Linked DNA regions of Homo sapiens: region 1 is linked to region 2. Evidence: chromatin loops called from intact Hi-C (ENCODE). Cell type or tissue: heart right ventricle. All regions are shown on one strand. Links, peaks and the distances in the headings refer to the core of each region. The heading gives the core; the rest is flanking DNA.

Evidence for each region. Hi-C counts contacts between places; a loop is a spot of excess contacts. Peaks named below come from ENCODE experiments on the same cell type or tissue, not always from the same donor. Only the 100,000 strongest peaks of a DNase experiment are listed, where the experiment ranks them.
Region 1: it touches region 2 in a loop (2.3-fold over the local background); 3 of 110 quality-filtered maps call a loop at or near these places.

The regions. Positions count from the first base shown.
Region 1 is chr1:185,483,260-185,486,178 of GRCh38, reverse strand. The region is part of intron 1 of LOC107985239 (a long non-coding RNA gene); the gene reads right to left. Among named protein-coding and RNA genes, the nearest start is that of LINC01350, 140 kb to the left of the region's middle. In heart right ventricle, for the core only: no CTCF peak of the experiment used is centred there; no DNase peak of the experiment used is centred there; H3K27ac peaks cover 1,433 bases.
Region 2 is chr1:185,594,503-185,597,421 of GRCh38, reverse strand. All of the region lies in intron 2 of LINC01350 (long intergenic non-protein coding RNA 1350), which reads left to right. The region is part of intron 1 of LOC107985239 (a long non-coding RNA gene); the gene reads right to left. Among named protein-coding and RNA genes, the nearest start is that of LINC01350, 33 kb to the left of the region's middle. In heart right ventricle, for the core only: a CTCF peak has its summit at 1,152 (motif pointing right); a DNase peak (open chromatin) is centred at 1,181; H3K27ac peaks cover 1,545 bases.

The DNA.
Region 1 (2,919 bases), core at 183-2,682, 110 kb after region 2:
TCTTCTGCTCACAGAAGAATGTGAGCTGTTCATCCATTCTCACAAAGGTCAGCATACCAGCCTCCTTTTCACTCGTTTTCAACCCAAGGACTTCACAAAAGCTGTTCCCTTTGCCTGGACAGTTCTTACTTTCCTTCATTCCTGCCTCACTCCAACTCATCCCTCAAGTTTCACTGTCAGTATCCCCAAAACCCTTCCTAATTGCTTATTACGCCAGTTTCCATTTCTCTGATAGCACGTATTACCATTATAACCTAAATCAAGCTTGTCCAACCCACGGCCCAGGATGGCTTTGAATGCGGCCTAACACAAATTTGTGAACTTTGTTTAAACATTATGAGGTGGTTTTTTTTCTTTTTTTTGTTTTTTTGCTCACTAGCTATCATTAGTGTATTTTATGTATGGCCCAAGACAATTCTTATTCTCCCAGTGTGGCCCAGGGAAGCCAAAAGATTGAACATCCGGATCTAAATATTGACTTGTGGAATTACATGTAGGATGTTGGTAAACCACACCTCCCAGTACAGTAGGCACGAGCCACATGACACTGTTGAGCACTTAACATGTAGCGAATCCAAACTGAGATGTATTATAAGTGCAAAACACATACAAAATTTTGAAGACTTAGTACAATAAAAAGAATGTAAACTATCTCAATAACTTTTACACTGATTACATGTCATAATACTTTAGCTATATTGTTAAATAAAATATGTTATTAAAATTAATTTTACCTGCTTCTTTTCGCTTTTAAAAATGTATTTCTAGAACATTTTAAGTTATAATATGCACTCCCATTATATTTCTACTGGACAGGGCTGTTGTAGACCTTAAGCCCCACGAGGACAAAGCCATTTTGTTCATGACTGTAATCACAGCTACATTAGCACAGGGCCTGGCACATAGTAACTGGATTGGGGACTATATTTTGAAAGAATAAGTTTTTCTAGACACCTGGGATTTAAATCTAGGATTCTCAGGCCAGGGATGGTGGCGAACACCTGTAACCCCAGCACTTTGTGAGGCCCGGGAGTTTGAGACCAGCCTGGACAACATGGCAAAACCCTATCTCTACAAAAAATTAAAAAATCAGCCAGGCATGGTGGCACACATCTGTAGTCCCAGCTACTTGGGAGGCTGAGGTGGGAGTATGACTTGAGCCTAGGAGGCGGAGGTTGCAGTAAGCCAAGATCACACCACTGCTCTCCAGCCTGGGCAACAGCGAGACCCTGTCTCAAAAAAGTAAAAGTAAATGAATAAATAAGTCTAGGATTCTACTTTTTAGAAAAAGAGTAACCAAGGATAAACCATTAAGATGAGGGAGTCAGCAGCTCCCCTCTCCAGCAGTTCGTGCTGTCTGCTTGCCATGGGCATCAGAGCTTCTCTCAGCCTGGGAGACTTCGTTGTGGGACAAGGTCTAAACAGGCTCAGACAGTTTGTCACTGGCTTACATTGATAGCATATCCATCTGAAAGTACTCAACAACTAGGTTTACCTTTCAAATTATGGACAATGCTGGAACAGAAAATAATAAAAGAATCTACATAGCAAGAAAGGATTTAAGGGCAATTCATTTGATCTAAGTCATTTTCACAAATATGATCTCATGAGTAATAGCTCATTTGCTTTTCTCAACCCTTAGTATCAGAAAATTCCTAACCTGAATTCATCATAAGGCAAAACATTTAACATGTGGGAAAACATTTAAATGTGGGAAAGAATAGAGTGTCTAAGAAGTCTAGTGATGTCCTGAAAGACCATTCTTCTTCCACATTATTTGGCTCACTCACATTCACAGACATGACCATCACTGTGAAGTGACTCAGCAATTTCAAGTATCTGTATTGCATTACACCAAGTTCCCATGGTTGGCATTAATAGCACATTGCTTGAGGAAGGAAGAAGCCAAGCTGTCCTGTGATCCTGAAGACTAATCCCACAAGAGAAGCACTGGTTAGTCACAGACAAGAGCACAGGGAATAGAAGCTGTTCAACCACATGTATCAGGTGACAACTGGAAGAGAGTTGCTGAGAGCTGGGATGCCGAGAAGGCAATCTAACACAAAGACTCTTAACACAAACATCCATTTCATCTGAAGCATCAACCACTCCTTACTTGGCAGTATCACTGCCTTCCCCAATGACAATAGGAACAAAAAACATCACTTTAATGAGGTTTACAGAGGCAGAGAAAGCTACCACTCCCTCTTTCTTTCCTCATGTTTCAAAATCCACAGAGCTGAGAGACAACCAGATGGTATAGCCTCAGAAGTGTCACAGTCAGCCTTAAGCTTTCTCAAGAACACAGAAATAGTACTGGGCTAGAAATGAGAAGTTGGGATTCCTATCCCTCCTATTAGGTATTAGTTTGAAAATCACTGAGTTGACATGCGTTAGGCCTGTTGTTCCCAGTGTTGCCTTGTGACTCTGCTCACAGCAAATGACTTAAACAGCAACAGCCATATGACAGGATACTCAGCTTCCCTGTGGCTGAGGCTCCTTTTGTTACAAGAAAGTCTTGGAGGAACACAAGATCCAACAGGATGCCTTCATGTCCATGAGATCTCACCAACCCTACATCTATCTTTCCCCACTTACCCAATAAGGATTCAAATATTTTAGAGTAAAATTAGAGAAAGGAAAAAAAAACTCAGGTTTTTTTTTTGTTTTTGTTTATTTTTTTAAAGATAGGGACATGTAAAAAGGGTACACGAGTCAAAGGCCCTAAGCAGGAACAGATTGAGCAACAAAACAAATAGTAGTATTGGATTTTAACCCATAGACTAAAATAAATACCCATAAGTCCACACTGAATAAGTAAATGAGTGAATAAATAAATTAGGGAGAAGAGACAGCTTTTCCTTACAGAAAAATTTCAGTTAATGAAAATAGAAGAAATAGGGAAATAGAAAACAGCAA
Region 2 (2,919 bases), core at 110-2,609:
CTAAAGTACTTAACTGAAGCATTGTCATTAATTAAGAGGAATTGGCCGAAAGTCACACTTTTGCACTAAACAGGTCTTCCAAGCAAATGTATCTTTTAATATAGTACACATGAAAAAAATTATACCTAAGTCTGTGTCTCCTGAGGCACTTAAAAGTAGTATTGGGGACTCCAACAATTATTTTTAATGTTCCAAAATATCAAATGAAAATCACAGTTTTATCTTCGTTAGAATTGCTTGGGATGACTAAAACATCTGTTGCTTGTGGTTGGAATTCAGTCAGCTTGGTGCTTAAACAATGTGTAACTTTTAAGAATATTTTTATTTATAAATACTGAGAAATGATTTATAACATATTGTTTGTGGTTTAAGCAACAAAAATATTTCACGCTATGGGGTAGGGGAAAATAAAAAGGTCTCTGGGTAGAGCTCTGGGTGGTTCCTGCTCAACTTCAACAGCAAATGAAAACCTATAGCAGAAGCTGGGAGGAAAGATATATGTGATTCTCCAAACCCCAGGGGATTTGCAATCAATCACCAAGGAAATGGTAGAAAAGTAGAGATTTTCCCTGGAGTTCACAGATCTGGGATGGCAGGACCCCTTAGGAGCTGAAACCAACCTGTATAATGACCCTCAGTCTCCTTTTCATGAATGTGTATCATAGTTTCCAACAGCTTGAAGGCCAACAGTGAGATCTTACAAATTTTTGTTCTTTTTCAACAATTTTTAAATTAAATAAAATATATATGTGTATATGTCTGTATGTGTGAAAATATCTATCTCTATATAGAGATAGATATAAATATATCTCCAATCAGTGACTGGCATGGCATAAAACTTACAAAAAGATTTCTTCCATGTTTCTGCTTTAGCAAAATAATTCATTTTGATTACTCTCAAAAGAGTTAATGAGTTAATAAAATAATTTTTCTGCAAAGACTTTGAAAGTAATGTATTGCATGTTGAAGGGCAGAAATAAGAGAGTCAAATGCTACCCAAAGCAAGACCATGTCACCCTTCATATCCAGCTATCAATATCCACCTTCTCCATTGTTCTTATTTTTTACCCCTCATATCTTTATTACGTGATACTGGGTCTAGGACTCTGCAAATCAGCTTAACCTGCTGACTCCCTGTCAGCTTCTACCAATAGTGGCCGCTAGAGGGAGGTTAAATGGCAGACTCTTTGCTTTCTTCCTCTTCCTATCATCACCTGAGCAATAATAGCTCTGCATCCTGGGATGGGCAGTTGGCTTCAGTCTCCTCTTTTATTTTAGTATTCTAAGAACTAACCTGAATGTGCCCTCTTAGAGGTACAGGTACCAGCACTAGCTGGGAAGTCTTCCCAGCTCTTCTGAGCTCCTGAGGTACCAGCACGTGCTGGGCAGCAACCAGGCCTGCACCTCCTGTCCTCCACTCCCTGACACATAAGGTTCTGCATTATAGCTCTCTGAGCTGTGAAGATAGGACTTTGTGAGAGACTGGAAGTGAGAGAGAGAGGCAATGCAGACAAAGCTTAAGATTCTGATCTGGAGAGGCAGCAGCTTCTTATAGTCACTCTCTCTTTGTGACCTCAGCATCCCTTCTTTGGGTTTTTATTTCTCCAGTCCTGTTTAACCAACTTCTCATATTAAATTCTCACTGTTGAAATGCCCAATGCAGTTTCTGTTTTCCTGACCAGACTCTTATCGATATACCATATACCCAGAAAACACTTTCTTTTATTGTTTAAAAGAATCAGATGAACCAGCATCCACGTAGACTAAATCATTAATGAGTATAAATAAGCTCCTTAATGTATAGTTACAAGATACTGGGAAAATGACAGACCTAAAATCCAACCTGGCTCCTTTGGAGCTCTCTCTCTTCTCATTCAGCCATCATGCTCCAGCCACACTGGCTGTCTCTGAGGTCCTCAGATTATCCACACTTCCCTCCAGCTCAAAGTCCCCACACATGGTCTTCTCTTTGCCAAGAATACACTTCCTGACATTCAACTTGTTCACACCTATTCCTTTTTAAGATCTAAATTCATTTACCACTTCCTCAGGGGAACCTCCCCAAGACTTTCAGGGAGACACAGACATTTTTATGGCACCCTGTACTTCTGAAAAGATTAGTATTTAAATAAATAATTGGCTAATTAGTTATTAAATCCTAGAATGTAAATTCCCCTGGGGCAAAAACAATTTCTTGCTGTGCTTTAATTGACTCCCTTGCCCTCTGGCTCCCTGCTGGATTTGGCAGAGCAGAAACTATTTCTGTAGACTATTAGCTGTTTCATAACTGTTTCACCAGTTCCTTTAACTACATAGTAGTTAAATTACAAGTGTATAAAATATATTAATTATTGAACACTAACTATGTGCCAGGCATTGTACTAAACACACTGCATGTATTATTTCATTTAATCTTCCCAACAACTCTAAAAGATAGGTACTATGACTACACTGAACAGAGAAGGAGCCTAAGGCACAGCGATGGGAAGTGGCTTGAACAAGGTCGTACAGCTCACAAGTGATGGAGATAGGATTTCAGCCACTCTTACTCCAAGCCTATAAACGAGTGATGGTCTCATTGGGAAAACAAAGCTGATAGTCTCATTGGGAAAACAAAGCTTATACTTCACAGACAGGCAGCATAGGCTAAGTTTGAAAAAGCTAATGCAGACATTCTGTGTTACCAGAGCACAGAGAAAGGGCAAATCTCCAAGGCCAGGGTGATAAGAAAAGTTTCACAGAGTGGCTGGAATTTCAGCTGGACCTTGAAGGTAGGGCTGTACTAGATAAGGAGAAAGAAGGAAGGACATTTAATGCAGAGTAAACAGCCCAATAAAATGTCCTTCAACCCCTTCACCTTCAGGTGACCTTTAAAAGCAAAGAAAGCAATCTGGAAAATATTTAAATGTGTGTGTGTGT